Linked DNA regions of Mus musculus: regions 2, 3, 4, 5 and 6 are each linked to region 1. Evidence: chromatin loops called from intact Hi-C (ENCODE). Cell type or tissue: left cerebral cortex. All regions are shown on one strand. Region 1 overlaps Ppm1l (protein phosphatase 1 (formerly 2C)-like). Region 2 overlaps Ppm1l (protein phosphatase 1 (formerly 2C)-like). Region 3 holds the start of Ppm1l (protein phosphatase 1 (formerly 2C)-like). Region 4 holds the start of Kpna4 (karyopherin (importin) alpha 4). Region 5 overlaps Ppm1l (protein phosphatase 1 (formerly 2C)-like). Region 6 overlaps Ppm1l (protein phosphatase 1 (formerly 2C)-like).

Region 1 (5,000 bases):
GAGCCTAGGTGCTTGTGCTCACTAAGCAAGACCTCACTCCCTTGAGCTGAATCCTTCATTGCCTCTCTTCTGACTTTAGAGGACACACACACACACACACACACACACGGTCTTGATTTAGTGCCTGGCTTCAAGTCAATGTTAATTCTTAGGAACATTCTTATCATGTTGATTAAAATATTTATATTGTTTTATTTCGCCTCCAGTAGTAGCCGGCAAGTTTCTGCTTGAACTAATTCCCTGAGAATTTATTTATACAGTCTCTTGGAATTCAAAGAGAACTCCAGGTTTAAAATAAGTTTTTAGTAAAATGTTTCTAAAGATCTAGTAAATAACATAAATTCACTTTATAGTCCTTTCCAACTCAAGTCCTTCTCATTGTCACCCACGACATCTAGTGACGTGAAGAATGCAGAACCTTCTCTGATGCAGTGGGAGCAGAGAGCCTAGTCTAGTTCCATCATTCCTGCACTTTCTACCATTTAAAAACTCCCAGTCCCAAGTGTTTTGTGCCCCAAAGTGCCACCCATTATTCATGGTTACCAGCCAGTCGGAACTATGATACTCCAACTTTGGGGTACTTTCTAAGGTTATTTTAATATTTAGACTGTTGCTCAGCATTGCTTCCCATGGGTCTGGTCTCTATGAAGTTCAGAGTACACGGTTTCTGTGAATCTTTTTTTTTTCCCAGAGTGACATCAGTGCTTGCTGTAAAGTATAAAGTATGTTAAGATTTTTTTTCCCCCCAGGAATCCCCTATAAGAAGTTGGTGTTTTTTTCTGCTCTGGCTGCTCATTGCCAGGGTAGTCAGTCTGATGCTGTGACTCAGTCACACTGGCTGTCATCTCTGCTGCCTCAGTTAAGGCTCTGAGAGAGCAGCTCTGTTACTTAATCAGTGGGTTGGCTCATTGCCACTCATGTGACAGCAGGAGTTTGTAGCCATGAGACTTTTTCACCGGCTCTGTTAATTCAGTAGTGGCTTCATACTGCCCATTGATAGCTGCAACATCAGCACAGCGAATGTAGACGCTTTAGAGAAACTTCTATTTAGAGGCATATTTTTAGCCTTCTGGATAGTCAGTGTGCCTTCTGTTTGTTAGGCTCATATAGTATAACTTGAATTCTGTCATATTAAGGATTACCACTTAATATGACAGAAGCAACGCAGTCACACCAGGACAGTATTTTCCTCTGCAATGTGTCTGTCAGCCTTCTGGCTACAGCCTAGAGTCTCCAGATCATGTAGGTTCTACACATTGTCTATAACCCGCCTGGCATTGCTTCCAGCACCTCTATTGTTGGGTATGGCAGAAGAAAGGATATTTCATATAATAGATCCTAAGTTGGAGGGGGGCTTTGAAGATCTTCTTCCTCCACTGTTAGGCCAGCAGCTCACTGAACTGTTGAACTTGAAGAGACCAAGGGCCTTCTAATTGAGGATTATGTTCAAGGGCGTCCGCCACAGAACTGGCCAATTGCAATGCGACTTGGAAGCCAGCTCTCTGCGTTCAGGGCTCCATGGTTTGTTTAGGAATGGAGTGATGCCTGCTGATAGCTTGCCGAGCTTCCTTCTAAGATGTTTAAAAGAAGGAGGATGGTGGGGAGAGACTTGTTCTTTGAGTATATGCAAGGAAGGAACTGAAGAACGTACATAGCAGGCCAGGCTCTGAAAAGTGGGCATGGAAACTAGTATGTATTTCTAGGACTTGGAAGAAGATAGGACATTTAAGTCTAGCACTTTGCATATTGAAAGTTTCTATAAATAGCAGCTGTTACTAATAATTATCCTTGTTAAAATTCCTGAACATTTTCCCCTGGTTCCCACCTGAGGTTAGTTCCTCGGATTCTGTTTCTTTCGCAGTTTCTTCTCCCTCCAAATGCCCACATCCGCTTGACTGAGGCCCTGTGACACCCCTGTCTATAACCCCACTTCAGCTCTGTGCCCGTATGAATTCTGTCTTGGGCGATACTCCCCAATTACAGTAGTTAGCGTTTTTGTAACATTGACAAAGTACCTGATTTGGGGCTGGAGGAGTATTGAGACAAAGATCCTGGCTGAGGTTCCAGGGTTCTCAGTCCTTGGTCAACTGGTTCTATCACTTTGGACCTGCAATGTGACAGAATATTGTGGCACCCAGAGCAACCAGTAAAAGGGCTCCTTTTTTTTTTTCCTTGTGGATAGGAAGCCAAGAGCAAGAGATAAAGGAGCAAGGTCCACCTTACAGAGCCTTCCTCTGGTGCTCATGGGCAGAGGCTCATCCCTTTACATGCATCAAACACTGAGGAAGCCGGCATCCCTGTGACCCACCCACATCCAACTGAGAGCCAAGCCTGCAACCCATGGGGCATTTGGGGAAACCCTAGAATCTAGGCCACAGCACTGGTTCTACCAGAAAACTCCTTCCATTCCTCAAGAGCTGGCTCAAATATCCTACTAGGCAAGTGTCTTTCAAGCTTCTCAATTAGATAATTGATTACACTTGCTTGTGTTTATCTGTTTTCAGGTTATTTGCTTTCTTAAATCGCAAGTTCTTTGATGGCAAGAACTCTTCTTTAGTTCTCTGTATTCAGTACCACCCTTGGAACATCATACGCATTCAAGAAATACTAAGTGAACATGTGAATGAATTATAAGGCTTGCTTTTTATAACCCAGTTCAGCCAGTCCCCTGCTTGTCATAGTTCACTATGGTGCCAGTTGTTGGTTTAGTCAACAAAAGGACCACCATCAGGAGCTTTCAGGCTCCATCCTGGGGAGTTCAGATGGTAGACATTTTGCTTGATTCTTCAGCGCCATCTGCTGGATAAAAGGCTTACTCCAGGCACACTCTCAAAGCAAACCATTTGGAAGATTATTTCTGCTCATGAATATAGGAGTCTTTCCTGTGTCCTGGCATATTTCAGATGCGTTCTAAGGCAAAGCTTCCTGGTAATTGCATTTTTTGTGTTTCTTAATATTTTAGGGAGCTGGTGAATCACGAACAATGTTTAAAAACATCAATTTTCCCAGTAACATAGATCTTATTAGATACTGCTGTTCATTGTTTACTATTTATGTGATTAATGGTGAACTGATTGAAATTCTGGATATTGAAATCTTTATTGTTCTTGATACACTTTTGATCCGTTTAAATTGAGTTTTGATCTGTTTATCCAGAAAACGTTGTTCCTGTACTTAATGCCTAACACTTTACAGACTGCTAAAGGACCAGGAAAGACACAGGCACAGTCTTGTTCCTAAATAACAAATATTTAGGTTAGAGGAAAAGCATATAAATACCAGTTAGATTTTTATAGAGCTCCCTTATGTTCATGACCCATTCATGTCCCTTAGAAACAGAGTGACAAAGTTACCGGTTTTCTCAACCCATTTGGATAGATTTTCTTAGAGCACGTGAAACTGAAGGGAAATTCTTAGTATTGATAGAATATGTATATGCATTCAAAATTCCTGGTTCTTTGCATTTCACTTTGCAGTCTTCTGCCCTTCTTAACTGTCCCTCTGGCTTTACATTACCAAGAGGTGCTCGGTTTCTTAAACCAAGGAAGCATACATTTTCCTTCCATCAAAATTCATTTTTATCACAAATGATAAACTAATACAGAATTCTTCTTGGCCTGATAGCTTATGTACAATGGGGTAGCATGCAGTAAAGCTACTGTTTATAGACACCATTTGGAAAATATTGCAGGACTTCCACACATATCCAAACTTGATGTTCTTTTTAACTGAAGAACTAGAAAAGACCTTGAAAATTTATCTAGTTCTTTAGAAGAAGACCTTAAAATACTGTGTTTTTTTAAAATGTGATATCTGTGTATAAAACTTAGTTTTCTGCACTTGAAGGAAATATTTCAGAGTTCTCATGTTAGCTTGTTAATAGCTGTCCAGTGCTCATTCTTCTTCGATATGGGTGAACAATCTGTCCTGGAAATGAAGTCATTTGTTGAGTGGTCCACGTGTCATGTTCTTTAACTGATAAATAATGTCTGCCATGGGCATTGTTTTTGTCCTCCTATAATTTAATGATACTGTGATTTGTACAGATGCTAGCTTTTATTTCTTTTGTCTTGAATGCCAAAGAAACTCGGAGTCTTCTTTGATTGGTCTCTAACAAATAAAAAGAGTCTTAATGCACGTGTTCGGTGTGTCTACGTTTTTTTAGCGTGTGACTTCTGAAGTTTTGCCTACGCAAAATATTTATGATGGTGGTCTAGATTGTTGCTAGAGTGTTCGAGGGCACACCAGTGAGCGTACGTGTCTGGCAGGGTTGTAGTGAAAGTTTAATGAGGTAGTCTCTAGAGCACCGAGCGTCGAGCCCATGACACAGCAAGAACTCAGTACACTAGCCGGCTGGTTAGGAGCGCGGCTGGCCCACCCAGGAGGGTAAGTGAAGTTGCTTCCAGTTTTCCCAGCTCTCCTCCAAGGAGGGCTGGTAGGTGGATGGACTCTGGCCACTGTAAATGTTCCCACTGGACTTCCTCTTGGGAACTGAGATTCTCACAGTGGGAAATATTAGCCCATTCTAGATATGAGTCTATATGTCTTTCTCAAATTCTCTGTGATGGGGAACTTCCTTCATTCAACAAGACCTGCATGAGAGGCTAGTGAGGTGTGGGGGTTTGGAGAGGGGAGCCCGTTAGACCTCTGTCCTGCTCAATTGAAAATGCCACTTTCCTATCCCACAGCGGGGAGCGCTCGCACATTTTGCAGTAGAGAAACGTTCATTTTAGCCTGCGTCTGTTGTCATTGCAAATGAGCGGTTTAAAACTAGAATATTTCAGATTTGTCCAATGTTTATGTGTTTGATTTCTCTACCTGTGAAATTACCAATTCTGTGTTCTCATGGCTCCAGTTTTCCCACACTTTAAAAATCACGCTGACATAGCTGGCTGTTACCTCTTACCCCTCCTACCCCACTGCCTGTCCTAAGTTCTTGGCACAGCCTGGCTCTCTAGGCAAGCCGAAGGCTACCCTAGGCTATTAGGTTCCTTGGTTGT
Region 2 (5,000 bases), 87 kb before region 1:
AATGGTGTTTGCCTGCAAAGCTCGACTTTGTATTCTCGGGGCAGAGTGACAGCATTGAGAGGAACATTGATTAGTATTTTTATAACAGCAGGAAAATAATTTCTGCCCAAACATTGATTTGTCTTTGAATGGGCTTTCTGGAAATCCTTTCCTTCCCCAGCGCTGCACCCTGCCACATTTCATGTGGCGTCAAGCAAGGAGATCTCGCTGCTATTCAACGTATTGTTCCTGGTTTCTGCATCAGTCGTTACAGTTGCCTGGCTGCAAACACACCCGGCCCCCTCTTGTTGTATTTTGATTAATGAGATTAAAGAGGCTCTTGTCTTATATATTAATACAATGCTCAGATTCTTTGTGGATGTATACCACCTCCTGTTGGCGTAGACACAGCCATTTAGTCAGCATCTTCATGGGAGAGCTTTTAAGTCCTGTTAGCTGAAGCTCATAACATGAATTTGTCAGGTCATGTGTGTTTTTTTTTCGTGCACTTGGGTAAAGACTGTGGAGGTCCTTGCTCTGGAGAACTCGTCCATTTCAGCAGAGACATGGAAATGAATTTAGTACGAGAGTTAGAATGAAAGGTGGTTAAGGTCTCAGTGCAAAATATCCAGCACACATGTGACCGATCACGTTGTCTCCAGATGGTGGAGGTATTTTGGCAGGCCCAGGAACCTTCTGGATGTGGCTGAGCTGGGAGAAGTAGGCCGAAGGGCAGGGCTTGCAAGTTAGAGGCTAGCTCTGTTTGGCTAAGCTCCCTGCTTCCTTCCCAGTTGTGATGGTACAGACACACCGGAGCCAACGTACTTTTAAAGCTGGATGAAGTGTATCTATCCTGAACCATGAGCCGCACTAAAGCCTCTCTCTTTCAAGGGACATTTGTGACAGCGATGAAAGATACAGCTAACATCATGGCTTAGCATCCTGTGTAACTGACATGCGACTTCAGAGAGGGAGGCATTCCTTGCTTCTTGAGATACTTGTACCCAGTTCTTGCAGAAGTGGAGTCTCTAGCTGGTCCCAAGATCGGAAGGCCTTAGGGAGGATGGGAAGGTGGGATGCTGGTGGCATTAGTAATGGTGGCTAGGACAAAGTGTCATTTTCCCATGAGCTCTTTTGACTCTAATGGAGGCGGAGGCGGAGGCGGAGGCGGAGGAGGAGGAGGAGGAGGAGGAGGAAGAGGAGGAGGAGGAGGAGGAGGAGGAGGAAGAGGAGGAGGAGGAAGAGGAGGAGGAGGAGGAGGAGGAGGAGGAGGAAGAGGAGGAGGAGGAGGAGGAGGAGGAGGAAGAGGAGGAGGAGGAGGAGGAGGAGGAGGAGGAGGAGGCGGAGGAGGAGGAGGAGGAGGCGGAGGCGGAGGCGGAGGCGGAGGCGGAGGCGGAGGCGGAGGCGGAGGCGGAGGCGGAGGCGGAGGCGGAGGAGGAGGAGGAGGGAAAAATAGGAAATAAAGCCACAGCTGCAGTGTTTTCCTTTTCTTTCTGCTGTGACAGAAAACCTGACAGAGGCAATCGGAGGAAGAAAGGTTTGCTTTGGCTGCAGTTGGAGGGTACTTCCATCAAGGGAGAGAAGTCTGGTGTCAGCAGAAGCAGTCATGTGCCACCTGTAGTCTGGAAGCAGAGAGTGATAAATGGTGGCCTTCAGCCAGCTGTCTCCTGTTTATTCAGCCCAGGAGCTCTGCCCAGCAAACAGTGGTGCTCTCGTTTAGAGTGGGTCATGCTACCCCAGCTTAACCCAGTCTAGGAAACTCCTCATAAGCATGATGGAGCTTTGTCCCCAAGGTGATTCTAGATCATGCCAAGTTGACAGTCAAATTACACTAAACAAGGACATTCCGATTTGTTTTTCTGTGGTCAATGGATTAGCAGCGAAGGTTCTTGAACAAAGAATAAGTAGACAATTTAATGGATTTGCAGTTTAGTTAGAGCGGAAACAGCTCATAGCTTGGTACCCAAGAGCCTTTGGAAGCATGGTAAGGGGATAGTGAGCTCATGCAGGCTCTGTCCCCTGCTCTGGAGAGCAGCTCACTGCTGATACCCATTCCTCAATTTCTCTCTCCTTTCCTCTTCTCAGACTGGAGTTTTCTTCAGTTCCCCAATGCATTAATTCAAAGATGACCTTTCTTTTACCGAGTGAGTTTGAATACCCAAAGCTATTTTCATTTGTTCCAGATTGTCACAAAAGCTTGATGTCCAGGTGCCAACTGGAAGGGCCAGACCTGGCCTGTGGAGGATTGTTTTAAAGTTGAGTTCTAAATTAAGCACGTTGGGACAGAAATGAGACGTGGCCTAGTTCTAACTTACCAGTTAGCTATAAAAGCTATGTATGTTCTCCCTCTTTGCTTAAATCCTTACCTGTCTGACTCCTTTAGAGACAAAAGACACCCAACTCAGCACCAGCAACATCTGGATCCCTCTGCTCTCATTTCTGATTTCCTTCTGAATAGTTTTTGTCTTGCTGCATACTTTTAGAAAGTCAGACTGCAAAGAATTTCTCCAGATATCTGGCACTATATTATTAATTTGTTTCAAATGTCTATCTCCTATCTTATAAAGTTATCAAAATGGTATTTCTAAATGAGTTCTCGATATGATTTAGACCTTCCAAGAAGGATTTATTCTTACTTTACCTATGTGTGCACATCTGAGTGTATGCTACTTGTGCGCTGGTGCCCCTGGAGTCCAGAAGAGGGCGCTGGATCCCCTCAAGCTGGAGTTGTGGCATCACAACAGGAGATTGGGATCCATCCAATGAAAGTTCTGGGAATGAACAAGTGCTCCCAACTGCTGAGCCATCTCCCCAAGCGCCAGAACCTCTAAGTTCTAAGCAGCACTGCCTGGATTAGCAGTAGCATATTCAGTGTGCAGTAGGGGTCGTGTATATAGGGAAACAAAACATGCATAGTACAAGCTTCAGGGCCAGAAGAGCCTGGTTCCAAATGCTTCTTCTGCCCTTAATCTTTGGTGACAGGAGAGTATTGTGCACTGCTCAGTTATGCTTTGAGTACGTGGGTAGAACTTATAATAGGTTTGTTCTTTTCATGTCAGTGAACTTTGAGACTTAGAGTAGTAGAATCCTGGAGAACTTACAGGTAAGGGGATTACAGAGATGCTTGGTTGAGCTGCCTTTGCATAGAATGCAAGTTCAGCTCCCATCACCCACCCTGGGCAGCTCACAACCTCCTGCGACTTTGGCTCCAGGAGACCCCAATTCTCCAGCCTGGGCAGGTACTGCAGTCATGTGCACACACTCTTAGTCACGTGCACATAACTAAAATAACAATTCTGAGAGAATTACCCATAGAACTTTAGTCTACAGACCTCTTGAGACTGTTGAGGCACAGGGAAGTTAGGAAGGAGTTGAGTGTGATGTTCCCCCAGGTCCTTAGCTCTGTTCTGTCTTAGCATTGGCTTCTTCATCTCCTTTTTAGAGGATCACATTTACATGCAGGACTGCTAAGAATATAAAAATAGGCAAAGCACAGCAGCAGGCCTCTTCCAGGACGTCTGTAAAATTGTGACTGTTGCTATTAAGTGCAGAAAATTTGGATTTTTTAAAAAAGTTGTGTTACTTTCTGTCTTTGATTTCCTTTTGTACCACAGTAGAGACTGTTTTTATTAGCATATATTAATTAAAACAATATTGGATTTTATGATGACATTATCTGTACATGATATATTCTGGTCATATTTACACTATGTTACCCTGTCCTGTCACCTCCCACTGATCCCATGCTCCTCATAACTAGTCCTAAATAGTCCTCCTCTACTTTAGTGTATGTCTAAATTATCATCACCATCATTATGGTTGTCTTCAGCAAGTGATTTAGTAGGTTGCTTATGTGAGCATGTGAGGGTTGTTTGCAGGGCATGCACATCTCATCTGTGGCTCTGCCACTGAAGAAAATGTCTGGCCTTTTTCCAGCAACCATTCTCGTTCCTCGGGGTTGGGTAAGGGCATCAAGAGCTCCTTTCCACTGAGCTCAGGATAAAGAAAACAAAATAACCTAAAGAAAGTGTATCATAGGGTCTCTAGAAACTGCTCTCTGTCTGGTTAGGTAATCCTGCCATCCCTTGGCTGCAGCTCAGCCACACGACTGCAGTAGAGGCTGGGAAAGATGGCCTCCTCTATAGAAGAGAAGAAAATCAGATTTTGGTGGATAACCATTAGTTTCTACAAAGCCATTTAATATCATCCTGGTGTAGGCAGATGACCCTGTGGAAACCCAACCTAATATGATACCTTCCCTCAAGGATTTGTGGTCATCTTAAACATTTTCTTGGTGTTTCATATTTTACCTTCATTCTAGAAGAATTATAAAGCATCTATTATGCTTTCCTGTTAAAAGAGATAAAGATTTAATTTGAGACGCAATGCTTACCATAAACAGGTGGCCTGGAGAACGATTTTATTTTGGCTCACAGTTCAGAGGACTCTGGTTGTCTCAGTCCTTTGCCCCTGGGTCTGCTGAGGCAGGGCATCATAGCAGGGAGGGTGGAGAGGTGTAGAGTTACAGGAAACAGAGGGAAAGAAAACCCACTGTAGGGAAAGCCTACATTCCCCTGTATTTAAAATAACAAAAACAAAACAATTCAGAAACCATTTGTTTAGGTTCTTACACTGAATTACACTTTTGAAAATTCATTTTGGTATAATTGTAGCTTCACATGTATTTAACACCAATAACACACAGAGATCCCAAGAGCGCCTCCTGTTTTTTTTCTTTTTTTTTTTTTTGATGAAACCATCTTTCATGAGCATACAGGATCAGGAGAGTAGCACAAACTACAGCCCGTTTTGAGATTGCACGTATGTATTCTTAAGCAGTTTAGTCATCTGTACACACAGACTACTGCTATAGTCAAGATTTAGAATCATTCTGCTTACAGATGACTCCTACCTTCTCCCTCCCTAACCTCTGGAGAGCACTGACTGACCTCTGTCTTTGCTATTTTAAGAACATTCTATCACTCCGTTGGCAGTATATATATCTTCATATATCTTGTGTT
Region 3 (5,000 bases), 160 kb before region 1:
TAGGGAAATGCCTAGAGGGTCTTCAAAAAATATTTTTGATTTTTACACAGATGAATCACTTGGATGTAAATGTCACAGCATAACATCACAGAATTGAAAGATGTCTAAGTTTACTTCTTAATTCATTGAATCAAGCCATTATAGTAATCATGCTTGCTTAGTTTTGGGGAAACGAATCGCATACCTAGGTGTAGCTTCACTAATCCTAGCATTTGGAGTCCAGGCAGAGGACCTTTGGGCTGGGACTTTTACTACTAGTGACTTCAAGAGAGGTCAGACTTCTGGAATCCTTATCAGTTTATCTACAAACTGTTTGTTGGAGGAGACAAAATTGTATGGACAAAAGTACTAATATACCTCAAATCTGCTAAGTTATTACAGTAAGAAATAATTACAATTGTCCTAACAATACCTAGACATTCTCTCTAGCTACAGTTCTTAGAGGAGTTTTCTTTTATTATCTGATTTTGGAACCTCTTGAATGTTGAATGAAATGACCCATTTTCATATTTTCTCGATCAGGTGGACAATATCGAAAACTATGGCCATAATCATAATTAAAGACATATCCTAGTTTTCAAAAATATACTCTTAACAGTTGCTTATATTCCTTTCCCATCATTCCTACTTATGTTTATATTGTTGGGGTCATATTATTTAAATACTTAAGCATGTTTCTTCTGTTGTTGTTGTTAGGGAAGTCCAGGTTTTTGTAGAAACTTTAGCAGTTACGGAGAATAGACAAAAATCTGGACAAAATGTAAATTGTTTAAAGTTACTTTAGTTGCCAACTGTGAACATTTTGTTATATTTTATTGCAGTAATTATATTTTATATCTTAAGACGGAACTGGGATCAAAAGAAGGCAGAAGTGTTTGGGGGAACACTGGCTGGGAGACTATCAGGATGCCTGACCGTCAGTCCGGTGGGTCAGCACCGTCCTTCGTGGACAGAGGTAGAGAGAAAGAGAAGTTCCTTTTAAAGATTACTTGCTTCATATTCTAGGCGACCAGTCCTTGCCCCAACTTCAAGTTATCCTGCTGAGGTCCACCTTTGCCTACTCAAACTCCTGCCCTCATCTTCGGCAAGGACTGAAGGTGGTTGTCACTTTCAAGGCTCCAGAGGATTTCTAACTTGAACCATAGGCAGAGTAGCTCGCTGAGGGACACTCCAAGCATGTTCCTTATGGATGAGTGGCCACCAGCACAGTCCCAGTCTTCAGAGGCCGGCCCTTCCTGGTCCTCCGGCGTTTGCCATTACACGTCAAGCCTCCGGTTCTGAGATCCCCGGTTCTGCCTTCAGAGAGACATAGCTCTTGCGGTCCGAGTCCAAGTCCTGCCTCTTGGGAGATCCCGGCGGGTCTCTGTGGCAGCTGCCTCGGGTGGCCAAAGTAATCACTCACTTTCGATTTTTGAGACAGGAGAAATGTGTCCCATCTCGCTAGCCCTACGAAAAGTCTGGCGTGGACCGTACCATTGTGTAGCGTGCCGGAGGGGGGGAGGGCTCAGGTACAGCTCCCGGCTCCCCAGCGAGCAGCCGTGCCGCCCAAGAAACCGACGTTCAGTGACCTCACGTCACTATCACATTGTCCCTGGGAGCCGGCCTCCAAGGCAGAATCGACAATCGGCTAGAGCTGGGCGGCTGGATTTGCCGCTCACCCCCCGCGGCTCTCCCCCGACCCGCCTGCTGCCCACGTGCGTCCGCCCCGGCGAGCTCCTTCGGGCCCCCAGCCGGGTGACAGTGTTACGCATCTGGAAGCGCCACTCCCGGGGCGGGGCGGGGCGGGGCGAGCGTGTGCGGGGAGGGGAGGGGCGAGCGCGAGCGGAGCCGGGAGCAGCCGAGCGGAGTCGAGCCGAGCCGAGCCGAGCCGAGCTGAGAGGTGCTGGGGAGAGGCAGGCAGAGCCTGCCGGCGGCTCCGCACCCATCGTGCTGCGTTTCCCAGCTCGGTGTCCCCCTGCCTTTGCCCAGGCACCGGCAAAACTTTTATTGTTTCGGGGACCCCCCCTGGATGTGTGACGAAATCGCAACGCTCCGCTGTCTCGTCCCCCAAGCTCGCCTGCAGCGGCGATCGAGGGAACGTGCAACCCTCGCCGCCGGGCTCTTGCGCCCTGCGCTTCCTCACCTGCCGATCGCTCCCGGGAACCGCGAGGGGGGACCCCTAAAGGGACCGCGCGGGCATCGGCACCCCGAAATCCTCTTCACCGTTGCGGACCGGCTCGGCGCAACTTTAACTTGATTCCTGTCGCCCACCCGGGGCACCCGCGGCGGCCGCCGCCGCCGCCGTCGCTGCGGTCTCACAAAGAGCGCGGGGAGGGAAGGCGGCGCAGGCGGCAGGCACGGGCCTTCGGGCTGCCCAGACAAAAGGGAAACTGCCATCGTTCTGGACGACTGTTCCGAGCGGCCGTGGGTTCGTTCACCCTGTCGGCCCGGGCTGCCTCTCCGCCTTGGTCCCCGCGGGCAGTGCCCGCAGTACTCGGACCCCGCGAGTTGCGGGGCACGCGTCGCTGCTGCTGGTCCGGGCTCTAGGGATAATAAATGATAGAGGATACAATGACTTTGCTGTCTCTGCTGGGTCGCATCATGCGCTACTTCTTACTGAGACCCGAGACGCTTTTCCTGCTGTGCATCAGCTTGGCTCTCTGGAGTTACTTCTTCCACACGGACGAAGTGAAGACCATCGTTAAGTCTAGCCGGGACGCGGTGAAGATGGTGAAGGGCAAGGTGGCCGAGATTATGCAGAACGATCGTCTTGGAGGACTTGATGTGCTGGAGGCCGAGTTTTCCAAGACCTGGGAATTCAAGAGCCATAATGTGGCGGTGTACTCCATCCAGGGCCGGAGAGACCACATGGAAGATCGCTTCGAAGTTCTCACCGATCTAGCCAACAAGACGCACCCGTCCATCTTCGGAATCTTTGATGGGCACGGCGGCGAGGTAGGAGTTCTCTGGGTCTATGTGTGTGTAAATAACCGGGCGTCTCGTGCTTGGCGGGGTCGGATCGGGGTGAGAGGGGCGTGGTAATGACCTGGTGATGACAAGGTGAGTCAAGTTCCCAAGACCCTGCCAAGGAGATCTTGGGTATGAGAGCGTTCACTTTAGCTGAGAGACACGAGAGACACTGGATATTCCGTGCCATTTTAATATAAAGTTCCCAAGGTCAGAAGCCAGTTAATAACTGCTAGTTTTCTGGGAAGAATGAATAGTATATGCAGTGAACTTTGTCACCAGGCCTCAGTGTCCCGGTTCTAGAGTTTGAGGCAGTTAAGGAACGTCGTGTCTTTCGTGTACCCCTAAAAGAAGAAGCCTGCACCAGTTGGATAGACTGGGTGAAGGTGAAGGAAGCTCCGACTTCTATTCGCTTCGCGCTAGGGAAGGACTCCCAGCTGCAACGCTTCGCTTCTTCCCAACTCTGCCAACTTTGCTAGAGCCATAGGACGTGGGACAGGGTGCCTCGCTGGTGGTGGGTTTTGGCTGCCTGGCCTTTGCAGAGGTGGCAGTGCGCTCAGAGCCGGCGTTAGGCACACCTGACCTCTATGCAGTGGCCAGCTTGGGGATGCTGATGTCCTCTTCTTTCTATAAGCCTTTGCTTGGGGTTGATCTGGGAGCAGGAAATAGACTAAAGCCTGCTATAGGTCTTTCTGGCATATTTCTGTGACATTGGACACTCTGGGCGTGTGGAGTCTCAGGTTTCCTGGAGGTCCTGCCCTTGGCCCTGTGCCCAGACGTAGGGCGTGTTAAAATGTGGCTCCGTAGCAAGTTCTGACATCTGCCTCAGCTGGACACTTGTAACTTACATTGCTTCAGGCTTCCCCACCTCTTTCTTGGCGGCATTCCTTTCCCGGGTTGGTTGTCCTGTCTTCCTCTTCCCCTTTCCTTGCATTCTTATCCGTCTTCCTCCTCCCGGTGGGCCCCAGGGCACCGTTGCTTGTTTTTGGTCTGAGGAAGCTTTCAGTTGGTTATCTTATAGGCGCTCTCCACTCTCCACTCACCGTTTGCAAATGTTGCCCAGGTTACAGTGCCTCCCTGTTAACTTTGTAGAGAACACCAAACATTTGGAGCATTTAGGTGATAAGACTGGAATTAGTATTTAAACAAACATTTTTTCCCACCCCCTTTGCCTGTTTATAGTATGACCTTCAGAATGAAAGTTTCTCATTCATCATACTTTTGTAGTTTTGGGGCAGTTCGGAGTTCTCCTCCCATTGGCCACAGGGTAGCTGAAAGACAGGAGGTTAGTTGAGATAGGAGACACAGCCTAGTGAGCAAAAAGATACCAACAACCAAGGGTAGCTGTTTAGTGATGGAGTCATAATGTTGTTTTATGTGCCTGGACTGACTCAGTGGGGGTGAAGCAAGCTTCGAGTCTCTCCCCTGTAAATAATTTAAGAAACTTATATTTATTATAAGTCTGCAGTAGAACAGTTGCTGATAATCTGATTCTGGGGTTTGAAAGCACTTTAGAAGTTTTGATGACTTATCAGTGTGGTAGAAAGAACACCTGGCGGTGGTGTCTAATGTGACATATTGTACTTGTGATTGGATGATTAAATTTGTCTTCAGAGACAGAAGTTTCAGTTGAAAGGTTTCTAGCAGTGTCTGAGCAAATACGCCACCCAGGAAAGGATGCGATGGATGCTTTATTTAGTTCAAAGTATTTTAGGTGCACCCCACTTTCACGATGCACATCTAAACAAGTACTAAAGGAAAAGGTGACCACTGGTAGACAAACCGTGAAATGCCTTTTACTGCGCCTAGTGTTTAAATACTTGCTGTTTGCAAAGTAGTTAACATTATCAGTTCTCACAAAAATGGAGTGACTGGCTTCACCTCTGACCAGGTGCGGTCAGGTTAGTCTCCTTGCCTTTGTTTTACCTTAGGAAAGAAAACCCAGGAGTGTTATAAATGAGCTATCGGGGTGGTGATTGTAACAGATACTGCTGGTGACTTCTCTCTTGCTTTTATTATTGTTATTATTTAAAAAACTTTATCTGCATTTATTT
Region 4 (5,000 bases), 360 kb before region 1:
AATTATGACTTCAGAACGGTCACATCATTGTGCCCAATTGCCCTCTAATAGGCAATTCATTGACTCTTTTATGTGCAAAGTTTTATACATATACACACAGAAACAAACAAACAAACAAACACACAGGAAAAACCACACACACAGCTAACAGCAAATACGGAAGCAAGAGATTCAATCATACTGAATCCTATTAAGAGTCCTCTCTCCCCAATAAAAAAGATAAATTATATTGAGTTGTCAGGCATCTCACTAACCTACTAATGGCCACAGCATTCATAAAGCAGATGTTGTGCACTGTCATCTTTGTAGATGAAAAGAATCCTAAGACTTAAACGATTCTTCCAGGTCATACTCAAAGTTAGAGATCAGGTAAAATGAAATTAAACTGGCAGATTTTGTCCTCATTTTAACCAACCTCTTCCCCACATGTTACAGTTACCTAACTCTACATGCAGCTGTAATATTTACACATTTGCTGTCTAATAAGGTAGCGACCATCCACACGACACCATTACTCACCTAGAAGAGAACTGGGCTAAACAGAGAAATAACCTAATGGTAAAATACAAACTGGACTTTGAAAAGTTAGTAAGAAAGGAATCATGTCATGTGAAATATTTCATTTTTAAAGCTGGATTAAATGTTAAAATGGCCTTTAGGATATACTAGGCTAACTCTCGCTGTACAGCAATAGAACTGCCTCCTCCAAAACGTAAATATTAAGACTCAAAAAAAGCAGTATTTTATTATCTGTTACATTTCACATACATTACATATGTAACACAATGCAGTAACTATATCATGTTATATAATGTGTGTGTATATATATAAAATGTATATGCATATATGTATACATACATATTACATACATAACCCAATGCAGTTAGCTATCTGAAGGGGAAGAAAATGTACTAACAGGCTTTGGAAAGATTCAGGCATATAAGTGACAAATAGACTGCCTAGAAGTAATACAAGATGCTTCTGTCTTATTACAAGTACTCATCATCTTTAGAAGCTTTTGTTTTCTTTTGTGGTATTGGGGATCAAACCCAAGGCATCCTACATACTATGATTTACCACTGAACAAGACCCACTTATGTGATCTTGAGTAAGTCACAGAAATAAGATAATTTTTATTTAGTCATGTTATATTTATAGATAGAAAATTAAAATATTCTAATTTCCAATGCACCTACATGAATTCAGTCATTAGTAGTGGCTACAGATATGATCTCAAAATACATCTAATATGCATTTATAGATAATTTAAAATCACCTATCATAGTAGCCAGGTTGATTCAGTATTAATTTATTAGTCTATAGTGGCAAGAAATACAGAGTAAGGGTAAATTACATTTTTGTTTGTTTTTTGTTTTTAAGATAACTTAAAACAGGGTGGTGGCACATGCTTGCAATCCCACAACTAGAGAGAGGGAAGCAGGGATAATGCCAGTAAAAGATAGTGTTCAGGAGGATGAGGGAGAGAGGTTGAGAGTGCAAGGCTCTCCTAGGCTACAAGTACATAATGAGACCTTGTCCAAAAGAAAAGAACAAGAGGGGTGGAAAGGGAGAAAGTAAGTCTGGCAACCCTATAAAAAGTTAGATGCAAAGTTCCAGTATTACCTAGCATTCTAGGTTTGTAGCCAAAAGAAGTAAGACTGTTACACAAGAATGTGTACATAAATGCTTATAGCAATAAGATGTGACCGATAACAAGGGTTAACCATGGTTCTATGAAGATAAACACATAAACACAATGTGCTATAACTATATGCAACAATATTAGTCAGACCTAAGAAAGAAACGTTCTTGTTACAGCATGGATGAATCTTCAAGTCAGGTAGCCACAAAGTATCCTAAAATGTACATTCCATTTACATGAAGCACTCAGAATAGGCAATCAAAACAAACATTGCTTTGGGTTGGAGTAGCTGAGAAAGAGAATCATTGCTAATGACATATATCAGGAGTTCTTCAAAGAGTAGAAAATATTCTAAGATTTGACTTAGGTGCTGATTGTGCAACCATTTAAACACATTACAAACCACTTTATATGGGTGAATTATATAGTATATGAATCACATTTCAAGGAACCTGTTAAAAATTGGTAGCAAAAAAAAATTAGAGATTGTTTGGTTACCTGATGTTTTTCTAAAATTTCTAACTTTGGAGTATTTATCAAATTTATATTCCCTAACTTGTGATTTTTCCCATTCTAGATATTCATATTAGTAAAAATAAATAGGTATTTTTCAACAAGTAAATTTAATGACAACTATGAACTATACATTTAAAAAGTTGGCTTTTGTTACATGTAAATTACTCCAATAAAGAGATTAAATTTGGGAGCTGAAGAAATGGTTCAGTTCTAAGCACTCACATGGCAGCTCCCAGCTGGAAGCAACTCCACTTCCAAAGGATGGGCTCCCTGGCCACAGGGCACACACATGATGCACATACACACACATCCAGACAAAACACCCCTATACACAAATCTAAAAAAAAATTTTTTTTTTTAAATTTCTTCCACTATAAAAAATGATCACAAAGATAAGCATCCTTAACTTTCAAACAATCTCTAAATAGCAACACACACCCTGGGACATACAGTTCTTCTAACGACTGCAATAAGCTAAAAGAGGATAAACTACATTAAAAGACTGACTGGCATTGGGAAAAGTCAACAAAAGTTGCCATCTCTATCCCGAAAATGCTCAAATTCAGGAACCGACCACAGCAGTCTGAAGAAGTTACCAGAACATAAAAGGGGATAAGAAGCTAAAAGCTTGACTTTTTTTTTAAATTCCCTATATTAAAAAAAAAAGTCACAATGGAAAGAAACTGTGTGCTTAATACATCGAACCTTGGAAGCAACTGTGTCTATGACAACGAAGCCTTCTTCCCCCCTTTAAAATAATACGTGATGGTGTCAGTCCATAGCCTACCGGATTCCTCACTGCCACCACCACCAGGAGGTGGAGAGAAAGGATACCGAGAAGACTAGGGGATGACAGCTTTGTATAACCCTTTGGACTTTTCTATGTAAGAATGCAAACTGGTGGTCTCTTCTCAGAGAGGAGTAAAAAGATCTGTGGACAAGCTCAAATAAGGCGGTGGAGGCAGGTGATCTTTTGACTGGAAAGGGACACATCGTGAGCCACATCTTTGAATCAGCTAGGACCAAACTGAAACCCAGGCCGCTGGAAGGCACTGCTTAGCATCACCAGGACCGCCTCTCGCGGCGGGGGTGGCTTTTTTTTCTTTCTTTCTTTCTTTCTTTCTTTCTTTTTCTCCAGCGGAGAAGTTGACTCCTGTAGTTTGGACATTGAAGTAAAACCAGAGTCGGGGCGATTAGGAAAACCTGCATGTGGAGGCGTCTCGGGCCCGGAGAAGTTCCGAGGTCGCCGCTCGCTCCCCCATCGCCCTCCACCCGCGACGCTTGGCGTCGGGGGCTCGAGCAGAGCCTGAGCTTCCGCCGCTGCGGGGCCTCCGCCGCGGCTGATATGCCCGCCGCCCTCACCCGTGTCTGGCCGGCTCGACAGGACAGGCCTAGGCCGCACCCGGCGGGCCCCGGCGCTGTCGCCGGCGGAGGCGGAGCAGGCCCGGCACAAACTTCCCGGCGCGGCGCCCGCGTCACGGCCGCTCGCCCGCCCGCCCAGCGCCATGCCGGCCGCCGCGCCCGCCCGACTCCGTACGCACCCCGCGTCCCGCCGGGGGCCGGAGGCCGCGGACCCCACTGTACCTCCAAGTCACGGCCTTTGTTCTTAAAATTCTTGAGCCGTTGGTTGTCCAATTTCTCGTTGTCCGCCATGGCCGGGCCGGCGACTCTCCCCACCCGCCCGGGCCCCGCGGGATCCGCCCCAACCACCGCGCCGCACAGACGCTCCCAGGAAGCCGGCCGCCGCCTGCGTCGCCCGCCCGTCCGCTCGCTTCCTCTCGCCCGCCGGGCCTCCGCTTCCTGGCTGGCCTCTCCTGCCCTGAGCTCGGGTACCACAGCAGCTCTGGCGAAGACGACTGCGGGGCCAGCGGCGGCGGCGGCAACGGCGGCGGAATGTGCTGCCGGCTGAGAGGGGGAGGCAGCCTCGATCTGAGGGCCCGGCTTTACGGCCACGCCCATCGCCGCCAACCCGGTCCGCCGATTGGCCGGCCGGGCTCCGGAGTGCTTAGCCAATCAAAAGGGACGATGGAGAGCGGGGGACGGAAGAGCGAAAGGAAAGGGGAAGGGAGAGTCTGGGGCAGGAAAGGGACGGGGCGCAGGAGCTTGGGAGGGGAGGGGTCACGCGCGGAGGGAGAAACCCGAGGCAGCCGAAGAGCAGCAGATCCGGGAGCGGGCGGGGATGGGCAGGGTGTAGTGGTCCTGGTTATGGTGGGATGATTCCCGGGGTGGCTTTAGATGTTGGGGTTCTGAACTTCGTTCTTTTCTCCCCCGGTGTTACTTGAGCGCTTCATTCACTTTGGAAGGCAAAGAGGTGTGTCTAAGCTACATGTGAAGTCCTAAACCCTGAGTCCTGTTCTGGGAACTGCGAACCAACCTAGGACCCGGCATCGTGGCTAGGACTGACTACGGTGATGTGCATTCTGAAAACTGAAGGGAAAGCTAGAGGGACCCGGTAGGAAAAGGAAGGTAGAAGGTTCGCAACAGGTAGAAACTTGAGAAAAATTGGTCCTTCCCTAATACCCCCATTTTGAGCAGTTTCTCTTGGGAAATTAAACTGCTTGATCACAAAGTATTAATTTATAGAGAATGACGACTATGAGCCATGACATAGCAAATGCAACATTGTGACTCTTGATAAAGGAAGTTAATCCCAAAGAAACCTCTTAACCAGGAACATTGTAACCAAAGGCGGATGTAAAACAGGTACAAAAGAGCCTCTCAAATTTTTCAGAATCGCTCCGGGCCGGTGACTCGGTTTGTAATCGTAGCTACTGGGCAAGAGGAGGAGCTGTTAAAGTAGCCCAAGAGCAAGGCCAGCCAGAGCAAGAGTCCAAAGCCACTT
Region 5 (5,000 bases), 110 kb before region 1:
CTCAGTGGATACTCTTGCAGGGTATAACTGTTCTTATGGGCTCGAAATATCTGGCATCCCACAGGGAGAAATTCTTCCCAGAAGCCCGAGCAGAGCTCAAGAGAAGGGGAGAGGTGGAGAAATGAAGAGAAAGTTATCATTTGCTAAAACAAACCGAGCGTTTGACCTGTTGCCTAGGGCAGGGCTCTGAATAAGGGCACTCTGTCGATTCCGTGGATAGAGACCAGGATGAGAATGCTGAGTCATTTTCCCCAGGCTCAGATGCCTCAAACCAAAAGGATAAGACATCTTACTGAAATACGTACCATTCAGGTAACCAAGATCATTTTCCCCACATCCCTTCTCTGCTTTCTGTGTTCTCACAAAAATACGCTGTCGGAATATAAAGCCTCTGCTTTGCATAGAGCTCCCCGTTTCGCTTCAGTCAAGGAAGAGATGGAATTGTTCTGTAACACCTAGATTTCCATTAAACAACTCTGCTTTCTTGCTTGGCAGCTCAGATTGGTCTGTGCTGTAAGCCTCTCCTGCCTTTGCTGTCCCAGTTCTGGGGTCTTTTGTTTTAAGACTCAGGAATCTTGGGCGATGGGAGATGGGTCGTGTGCAGACGTGAGCGTGTCAGTGACCAGCAGCGATTTTGATGGTGGCTGTTAAGGTGAGGTCTTTGTGACAAGGGTGAGGATTATTTACTACACCCTGTTTTTCTTTGGGGAGAGAAAAAAAAAATCATGTAATGAAATGTGAAAGAAAACTCATTTTCTTTTGAAGACATAAATATAGCCTGAGAAAATATAGTTAAAATGTGAGACTTGAAGTCACGGAATCTAATTTTTTTTTTAGACCGACTAAATTCAGGCTGTGTAGTGATGGGATATTTTTGGTTTGAGTTAAAAATGTCCCCAAATTCTTTAATTTTATATCAAGGGTAGAGTTCTTTCCTGTCTAGAGGAAAACCCAAGCCCCCCAATTCGAGCTTGGGATAAGAGAGGTGGGGCTGGGAGCATCACAGGTGATGTCATGGCTCTGTATTGCTGCATCAGTGGGCAGCAGGAAGGCAGCTTTGTCCATTCATGAGGCCCTGTTATCCGATCTGAGAGCTGCCTTGGCCTTTCTTTTGACCTTATTTTGCCCTTACAGTGAGGACCTTGGCTACGTAGTTATTCCACAGCTAGTTCTCCTTCCTTTTTCTCTCCATTCTATTATGTCCGAGTCTTTTAAAATTAATAATATTAGATTAGAATAGCTATCAGCAAAATCAGCATAGCTACTAGTGATTATAAGTTCTTGTTGGTGATATTGGCATAGAGTACAATGTAGAATGACCGTAATCTGATAGAAAAATGGCGACAGGCTTATTGTAAGAGAAAGAATTTAAATGTATATCTCTATCTATCTATCTATCTATCTATCTATCTATCTATCTATCTATGTATATATATGTATACACACATACATACATATGTATATGATGAGTTTTGGGTTCTTATCTCTTGATCTCATAATTACTTGAATACTTTAAGACAACTGTGTTATCACTGATGGGAGAAGCTTTTAAGGGGAGTTGGATGTGATTGAGGCTCGTTGGTTTATGGAAATTCTCTTGTGGATATATTTTGATGGAAGAGATAGTGACCAGTGAGTATCTTTTCTTGATGGAAGCCTGGAGTAGATGGTAGAAACAGAGACAGAAGTGGAGACCCAAGAATGAATTGCGGAGCTGTTAATACATTACATAGAGTGTAGTTACCCATTACTATAATATGTAGACCTGCAGTTAGCAGATGGAAAGAAAGGGCTTTAAAGAATTTTTAAAAAAATTTTAATTTTGCTTATGTGATTGGGTGTGTGCATGTGACAGCAGGTGGCTACAGAGGCCAGAAGAGGGCGCTATATCTTCTAGAGCTGTCCTTACAGATAGTTGGCCAAACTTGGGTTCTTTGCAAAATCAGTACATGCTCTTGATTGAAGGAATCATAGTATGGGAAGAGCAGAGACGTAGGTGCCAGGGATTCTCAAAGAGGGGAGAGTCAGCTTTAATAGTGCCAGATGCTCGGAAGATAGCAAAGAGGAGGAAGGACACTGGGTTTGGCAGGATGTATGGACATGTCAAGAGCAGCGTTGGACACGAAGCAAAGGTTTGATTAGAGCAGAGACAGCTGCATCTTAGGAGTTAGTATGGAACATGAAACCATGTAAACTATGAAAAGAACAGTCCCAGGCATGTTTTATGTAAAATTAGCACATCAGTCAGATGGGGCAGTAGACTTGTTTGCAAGCCTCTATGTAGTGTTGAGAAATCCTGGTTAACTGAAATGCCTTCCCTGAGGTATTGAGCTCCTTTTAGCCAACTTTTGTCTTCCCTTCTGTCTTGGTGCCCATTATCAAATATAGTTTCTCCTTGGTGCCCTTTTGAGTGGTTGTTGAGTTCCATTCTACACATTTACAAGATTAACATCACTGGCTACAAACATACTACTTTTGTCTTTCTGTTAGCTCATTTATTTTCCCTTTGAAGGCAGGGTCTCATTCTATGCCTAGTTTGGCCTGGGAATTGTTATGTGGCCCAAGATGGCCTTGTACATGCGTATATGACTTTTGTCCTACCTCAGCCTCTCTGAGATAGCATTATGGGTGTGAGCCCATACCATCACTTTGTCAGGATTTCAGTGAAAGTATAAAATAGTGTCTTCTTATTTGAGATTTCACTTAACTGTTTTCAACTGTGGTTTGAGAAATGTTAAGTGGAAAAATTTCAGAAATAGCAATCTAAAATTTAGAAGTAATTTTATGGTATTTTAATAACAATTCTGTTTTATTATTTCTATAAATTCTCTTCAGTTATTGTCAATCTTTGATCCTAATTTATAAATTAAACTTCTTCATAATTTGTATATTTAGGACAGTATACAGTATACATAGGGTTCATTACTGTACTTGGTTGTAGGCACCTAGATAAAGGTAGGGTTTTAAGCTCTGCGTTAATAATGTGGCAGAGTTCTTCACCAACACTTCACGTGTATTTAGATAAAGGTTGCAAAATAATCTTTGTTTTCTTTCATGCTTTTAACATTAAATGACACACAGCTAGCGAATTTCAGATATCAAGTCTTTATCTTAGATTTACCATAATGGATGAGTCTGACTTTTTTTTCATTTATTTATTTTTTTAATTAGGTATTTTCTTCATTTACATTTCCAATGCTATCCCAAAAGTCCCCCATACCCCTCCCCCCCAACTTTCCTACCCACCCACTCCCACTTCTTGGCCCTGGCGTTCCCTTGTACTGAGGCATATAAAGTTTGCATGACCTATGGGCCTCTCTTTCCAGTGATGGCCGACTAGGCCATCTTCTGATACATATGCCGCTAGAGACACGAGCTCTGGGAGGGTACTGGTTAGTTCATATTGTTGTTCCACCTATAGGGTTGCAGATCCCTTCAGCTCCTTGGGTACTTTCTCTAGCTCCTCCATTGGGGGCCCTGTATTCCATCCCATAGCTGCCTGTGAGCATCCACTTCTGTGTTTGCCAGGCCCCGGCATAGTCTCACAAGAGACAGCCATATCTGGGTCCTTTCAGCAAAATCTTGCTAGTGTATGCAATGGGGTCAGCGTTTGGAGGCTGATTATGGGATGGATCCCCGGGTATGGCAGTCTCTAGATGGTCCATCCTTCGTCTCAGCTCCAAACTTTGAGTCTGTTTTTCTGATAATGGATGTGTCAGTAGTTTTCCTGTTTGTTGCTGTCACTGATGTTGCTGCGAGTGTTTTTGTATTGACTTCTTGAGTATAAATGAAAGAGATATTAGGGATATATTTGTATGGATGAAGTTATCAGCCAGTAATATATGCATACTTTAAGCTTAACTAGCTATCACTAAATTGTTCCCCACATTGATTGAATTAAATTATCATTCCATTACAGTGTATCACAGGTATTGGGCTGAGGTATTGTGTGAGAGGTGACATTGCCAGTACCTTGTTCCTCTCTAAGTTTTGAACCCTTGGTATGTAAGTGTTGGTGATACTGAGATCTGAACCAGGGAATTTAACCGTAGGAAGTCTTGGTGAACCTGGCTTGTTCTTTGAGAGCCTACCTGTCAGTGTTAGTTGGTTTAATGGCATGTTGCTATTCCTGAAAGCTGTACCCTTTGATTTGTTTTGTTGCTGCTTCTAACCAGTCCGAATCATTTTATTTTTCATTTATTGCTACAACTAAAAACAAATAAATGAAAATAAAAAATGTAAAGGAGAAAACCCAACACACTGAAACCCTTGTCCACAGGGTCCTGGCTGCATTGGCAGAAGCAGTGAATTGCAATTTTGTATGTAATTAAAAATTGCCCCGTGTCGTTCTAGAGATGGGGATGCTTGGAAATAACCCTGTAAGTCGTGAGTAGGTCCCTCTGGGGAACTTTAGATTGCAGCAGTGCAGCTCTGAGTCCGGTACTGGACCTGAGATCCACTTTCTCTGCAGTGCCAGCTTACTTAGGACTCTTCCATATGTCTTCCACTCTCCAAAAGTTTATTCCTGACTTTTCTTTGTATTTGTGCGTTTCTCTGGAATCTCATTGCATTCCAGTAGAGTCTTGGCAGATGACAAGATAAATGCGTATTCAATATTCCTTCTATTAATAGCAATGCGATCTTTATTGAGCTCTTATTAGTGAAGTGTTGCAATAAATAACATTACCTACATAGTTTCATATCATCCTTTTCTCAGAGTCTTAGGATTCAGAGACAAGGGCAGGGTCAGAACCCATGTCATCTGGCTGCAAAGCCTGTCTTCCCCTCACTGTACAAAAGCCTTACAGAGTTTTATAAAGAATAATTTGAGGGGGCATGGTGGCCTGTGCCTCCAGTTGCAGTGATCACCAGTCAGAGATCAGTGTCAGCGACATCCTGTCTCAACTAATGGACAAAGGAAATAAAGAAAACAAAAACAAACAACAGAAAAGAGAATTATCCTATTGTTATGTATTTTATTTTACTTTCTATACCACTGT
Region 6 (5,000 bases), 59 kb before region 1:
AATTTTAAAGTCAGACTCTCAACTGATATTTTGGTCTAAAATTGGGTCTATATTTCTGCCTTTGCATCAGGGCAGATGAACTTGCTAAGTCGTTTTTATTTCTGTCCTTTTATCTCAGACTTAAGGGTAACATACCTAAATGCTGATTTGGGTTTTCTCTCTCCTGTACTGTTAAAATGCTACTAAAAGATTATTACTCTCCAGATAGGTTTTCTTGACATTTCTTATTTCTTGACTTTTTCTTTTCCATTTTTCTTCCCTATGAGTTGAATCTAGAAGAAAATTTTGTCATATAAATATAGATATGTAACATATATATATATATATATATATATATATATATATATATATATATAAATAAATAATTTAACTTAAGTGGTCTAAACCATTTGACTTCATACTGGATCACATTTTGCTCATTGAGGGGAAGGGGTGGTCGGTAAAAGAGGATAAAAGAGGAGGCTGGCCTGTGAGCAGACCATGAAGAAGCAAGCTCATTTCATGGCAGCTAGGTGTATGACCTAAGCTGTGGCACTGAAGAATAGCTTCCCTTGCAGGATATTTGATGACACCCTGAACCCCGAGATGGTATACTGGGGAAACCTGTGTCTAGTTGTGGTGTGGCTCAGCTCTTAGCACACACCTTTAATCCCTCTTTCTGGAATTCAGACACACCATTAGTATATACCTTTAATCCCAAACAATGAGGGTAAAGTTAGTTTGTAGAAAGAAGCACTGGAGTTTCAAAGTGATGTCTAATTGTTGAGTGGCAGACAGATTTACAAATCAGAGAAAGATTTGACAGAATATGCCCAACTCTCACTAGAAGAGAAGAAAGGGCATGGCAGAGAGAAAGGGGCACTTTACTGGGACAGTGATAGAGAACAGCTTGCAAAGAGAGAACAAGCTAGACACAGGCAAAGAGAACGAGCCAGAGAATGAGAAGGAGCCAGAAGATTAGGACATTTTGCCAAAGTTAGCATGAAACCAAGCAAAGCAATTAGTAAGAAACTGAGAGAAGGCAGATTGAATCAGTCAGCTTGGAGAGGAGTTTGAGCCAGAACAGCTGAGTTAAACCAGCCAGGCAGCCAGAGTTCAGAAAGAACTAGAAAGGGTGAGCTTATTCAGCAGCAAGTCTCAGAGGCAGAAAACACTCTAGGCCTAATTGTATGGAGACTAGAAGCTTCCAGGTCCAGGCCTAGTTTAGCAGACAGAAACAATACGCCTCAGAGATGACATCACATCAGGTGAATAAATGTTACATTTATAGGCGTCCAATCTGAGGAACTTGAGGCACCCTATTTTAACCCTCTGTAGCCTGGCCATGTGTGTCAAAGTGAATGACTTCGTTAGGGTTTCTGTTATGATGAAACACCACAAAAGAGCAAGTTGGAGAAGAAAGGGTTTACTTAGCTTATTATTCCATATCACGGTTCATCTCTGAAGGAAATCAGGACAGGAACTCAAACAGAGCAGGAACCTGAAGGCAGGAGCTGATGCAGAGGCCATGGAGGGTGCTGCTTACTGGCTTGCTCCCCATGGCTTACTCAGCCTGCTTTTGTATATAACCCAGGGCCACCAGTTTAGGAGAGGTCCTAACCACACTGTGTTGTGCCCTCCGTCAGCAATCACTAATCAAGAAAATGCCCTCTAGGCCTGCTGTCTTGGGGTTTTACTGCTTTGAAGAGATACCATGACCAAGGCAACTCTTACAAAGGCAAACATTTGAGTGGAGCTGGCTTATAGTTTTAGAGGTTTGATCCATTGTCATCATGGTGGGAAGCATGGCAGCATGTGGCAGACATGGTGCAGGAGTTCTCCATCTTGATCCAAAGGCAGTCAGGAGGAGGCTCTGGATCACACTGCCCGTTCTTGACATCCGTGTGTGTGTGTGTGTGTGAGACCTCAAAGCCCCACCTCCACAGTAACACACTTCCTCTAACAAGGCTACACATCCTTCAATAAGGCCACACCTCCTAATAATGCCACTCCCCATGGGCCAACCATATTCAAACCACCACACCTACCTACCACCAGATATCATGAGGACATTTTCTCGATTGAGGTTCCCTCTGCTCAGTGTCAAGTTGACACAAAACTATCCAGGACAGTGAGTATGCTTCCTATCTGATACTTTCAAAGGGTGTGAGACCAGACTTTTTTTTTTCTCTGCCTCAGCATTGAGGAAAGATGTTTATCCCCTGGTAAGGGAGATGTCTGGCAGCAGATACAACCGTAGCAATTTTCAAGACTTTGGCTTGTCTTCAAGATCCCCTGCCAAGATTTCAGTGCTTAAGGGAACCTAGAGATTGAGACGAGACTTCAGGGCCTCACATGACATTTGGGAGAACGGGGATTTACTTTATTTTGGTGGAGATACTGTTAGGAAAGTGGACAAAGCTTAGCTGAATATTTCAAAGCAGAGATTTTTGCTTTTTAGTCATGTTGCATCAGGAGTACCATGGTTTCTGTGCTTTGAATCGAACATACTCAATATGACAGTTGACGTTTGCCTTTCCAGAAGAGAAGTTTGCACACAGCACTGAGAAATCACCTGTAGAGCAGGAGACAAACACAGGTCTCATGAAGTGGGGGTCCCACTTTCTCACCAGGTTTATAACACCATAGCCTTGCTCCCTGTACTTGGCCCTTACGTCTTTTATCTGACTAGTTGTAGACATGTGATTTGATCAGAAGCCGTACAGGGCTTTACACTTGGAATCTGAGCTTGATCTCAGTTGCTTTATTCACTCTTTACCAGGCCTGTCCGTTTTAACATTGCAGCAGGACGCCACCTGCAAACCCAAGCTAGTTACAAACACCAGCAGCAGTGATTGTATTTTAAGGAATTTGATGGCTTTGTGCTGGGCCGCCTTCACAGCTGTTCCAGGCCACCTGTGTATGCCCATGATTTCCTCATCAAATAGAACAAAGTGTGTGAGAGGCTTTAACAAGCTCATGCTGGTAAAATGTAGACCCGTGGTATGTGGGTCAGAGATGCTGTTTCTTCAGCATAAATCACTAAGTGCATTAGCAGGAGCACTAGGGTAGAGGCAGAACTATAGAATTACAATGTAACAATAGTGTAACTATAAACAAGAGAGTTTCCATGTCTGTTCAGCCTGATTTGTAAAAGCTTTTAGTGATTAAGGATAGGAAGTGTATGTTGGGTGCATTTTAAACATTTTTAAGCCTTGTCTTTTTAACAGTATATATGGTGTTCTGTGTCATATCCAAGTCTCAAATTTTGCTTCTTTCTTTCTTTCTTTCTTTCTTTCTTTCTTTCTTTCTTTCTTTCTTTCTTTCTTTCTTTCTTTCTTTCTTTCTTTCTTTCATGTATATGAGTACACTGTAGTTGTCTTTAGACACACCAGAAGAGGGCATTAGATCCCGTTACAGATGGTTGTGAACCACCATGTGGTTGCTGGGAATTGAACTCGGGACCTCTGGAAGAGCAGTTAGTGCTCTTAACCGATGAGCATCTCTCCAGCCCATCAAATTTTGTTTTCAAGTCCTCAGATCTCCTGTGTTTTAAGATCTATTGGTTATATGCTCTGTGATCTCAGAGACACCAGACCTCGATGAAACCGTGTTAGGGTCATTTAAATAGAATTTCATTTTTTGATAGTTCTGTCTCTGTCTCTGTCTCTCTCTCTCTGTGTGTGTGTGTGTGTGTGTGTGTGTGTGTGTGTGAAAATTGGTATCATTTTCTGCACTTAAAGGAAAGATGTTAAGCTAGCGTGGTAGCATGCATCTATAACCCTAAAATCAGAAGACTGAAGCAGGGCAGTCAGAAGTTTAAGGTCATCCTCTGCTATGTAGCCAGTGTGAAGCCATCTGGGGATATGTGAGATCCCGTGTCAAAAATTAATAAGAATAAGTGAATAGCATTCGAATAAGTGTAAATATGACTGACTGTGGAAACATTTTGTTCTAAGACAACTCTGGAAGAATGTAGTTGACTAGAACCTGGGATTCTCCACGTGTACCACAGACATGGAGGGGCTTGGCTCGTGCGTAGTTGGAATCGCATGCTGTCCTGACTGCTGGAAGCTCTCAACCACCTGTGGCTAACTTAGTCCTCCTTCATGCCCTGTTCTGTATCAGCACAATTTAGGATTGCCTCTCGGACAGGGCTAATAGTTTTTCCTCCTGCCTCTCCTTCTAGATGATACCAAATCTTGTAAGGCAGACCTCAAAGATGAAGGTGGCGGCAGCAGCAGCAGTTCTAGGAACAGGAAGGGATGCTGTAGCAGCAGCAGCTCTGGTCCTAGCAACAGCAGCAGCAGCAGCTCTGGTCCTAGCAACAGCAGCAGCAGCAGCTCTGGTCCTAGCAACAGCAGCAGCTGGAGCTGCTGCTCCTCCTGGTCCTGTTCTGGTCTAGAAAACTCATCCTCCCTCCCTCCCTCCCTCCCTCCCTCCCTCCCTCCCTCCCTCCCTTCCTTCCTTCCTTCCTTCCAAAAGAATGAAGGAAATGATTGACCCCTAACAGCCTCCAAGAATGTAACACCACCATACAAGATTGTTTATTTCACAGTCGAGACAGAAGTCGAGCATAGAAGATGGTTTTTATTTTTACATTTGCAAAATATGTCATTATGTTAAGAGCTCTTGCTTCGGGGGGGGGGGATGGTAATTATAAGGCTAGTAATCACTAGTAAATCAAGAATTGAAGGTGTCACAGTAAGCTAAGACCCAGAAGTGGTGGGGACATGACTGTGCCTCTGTGGTAAATAATGAACTTCAGCCGTTAATGGTCATTCATTGCTTTTTGTACAGAAGGCTTTAAAAACATTGAATCTGAAGCCTTATTATAATTGTAATTAGCAATTCTGAATTTGATAATTGTACTTACTGAAGGCTTCCTACATAGGAGAGGTCTTTACATATAATTTTTAAAAACAGAGTAATTAATAGAAGATTATTTAAATTCCTCTTCTGTAACATTTCACTTAAATGTGGAAGCATGGTTTTAGCCTTTGGCAAATCATGAATTAATA

The links. A loop is a pair of places that touch in the nucleus more often than their neighbours do. Peaks named below come from ENCODE experiments on the same cell type or tissue, not always from the same donor. Only the 100,000 strongest peaks of a DNase experiment are listed, where the experiment ranks them.
Region 2: a loop joins it to region 1, with 2.0 times the contacts of the local background. A loop is called at or near these places in 3 of 42 quality-filtered maps.
Region 3: it touches region 1 in a loop (5-fold over the local background); 13 of 42 quality-filtered maps call a loop at or near these places.
Region 4: it touches region 1 in a loop (2.6-fold over the local background); 2 of 42 quality-filtered maps call a loop at or near these places.
Region 5: it touches region 1 in a loop (2.0-fold over the local background); 3 of 42 quality-filtered maps call a loop at or near these places.
Region 6: it touches region 1 in a loop (2.1-fold over the local background); 2 of 42 quality-filtered maps call a loop at or near these places.

The regions. Positions count from the first base shown.
Region 1 is chr3:69,479,256-69,484,255 of GRCm38, forward strand. The region is part of intron 1 of Ppm1l (protein phosphatase 1 (formerly 2C)-like); the gene reads left to right. Among named protein-coding and RNA genes, the nearest start is that of Gm52607, 20 kb to the left of the region's middle. In left cerebral cortex, a CTCF peak has its summit at 2,805 (motif pointing left); DNase peaks (open chromatin) are centred at 893 and 2,795; H3K27ac peaks cover 229 bases.
Region 2 is chr3:69,392,583-69,397,582 of GRCm38, forward strand. All of the region lies in intron 1 of Ppm1l (protein phosphatase 1 (formerly 2C)-like), which reads left to right. Among named protein-coding and RNA genes, the nearest start is that of Gm52607, 67 kb to the right of the region's middle. In left cerebral cortex, a CTCF peak has its summit at 2,664 (motif pointing right); a DNase peak (open chromatin) is centred at 677; H3K27ac peaks cover 363 bases.
Region 3 is chr3:69,315,032-69,320,031 of GRCm38, forward strand. It overlaps Ppm1l (protein phosphatase 1 (formerly 2C)-like), which reads left to right and starts at 1,887. Exons shown (of 4, transcript NM_178726.3): 1 at 1,887-2,934. The coding sequence starts at 2,536. It also overlaps the pseudogene Gm17214. In left cerebral cortex, no CTCF peak of the experiment used is centred here; DNase peaks (open chromatin) are centred at 1,494, 1,691, 2,286, 2,514 and 2 more places; H3K4me3 peaks cover 4,405 bases; H3K27ac peaks cover 1,748 bases.
Region 4 is chr3:69,122,990-69,127,989 of GRCm38, forward strand. It overlaps Kpna4 (karyopherin (importin) alpha 4), which reads right to left and starts at 4,103. Exons shown (of 17, transcript NM_008467.4): 1 at 3,743-4,103. The coding sequence starts at 3,811. In left cerebral cortex, a CTCF peak has its summit at 2,957; DNase peaks (open chromatin) are centred at 3,127, 3,635 and 4,145; H3K4me3 peaks cover 3,059 bases; H3K27ac peaks cover 2,009 bases.
Region 5 is chr3:69,367,688-69,372,687 of GRCm38, forward strand. The region is part of intron 1 of Ppm1l (protein phosphatase 1 (formerly 2C)-like); the gene reads left to right. Among named protein-coding and RNA genes, the nearest start is that of Ppm1l, 53 kb to the left of the region's middle. In left cerebral cortex, a CTCF peak has its summit at 1,878 (motif pointing right); DNase peaks (open chromatin) are centred at 386 and 964; H3K4me3 peaks cover 704 bases; H3K27ac peaks cover 1,316 bases.
Region 6 is chr3:69,420,670-69,425,669 of GRCm38, forward strand. The region is part of intron 1 of Ppm1l (protein phosphatase 1 (formerly 2C)-like); the gene reads left to right. Among named protein-coding and RNA genes, the nearest start is that of Gm52607, 39 kb to the right of the region's middle. In left cerebral cortex, no CTCF peak of the experiment used is centred here; DNase peaks (open chromatin) are centred at 2,247 and 2,832.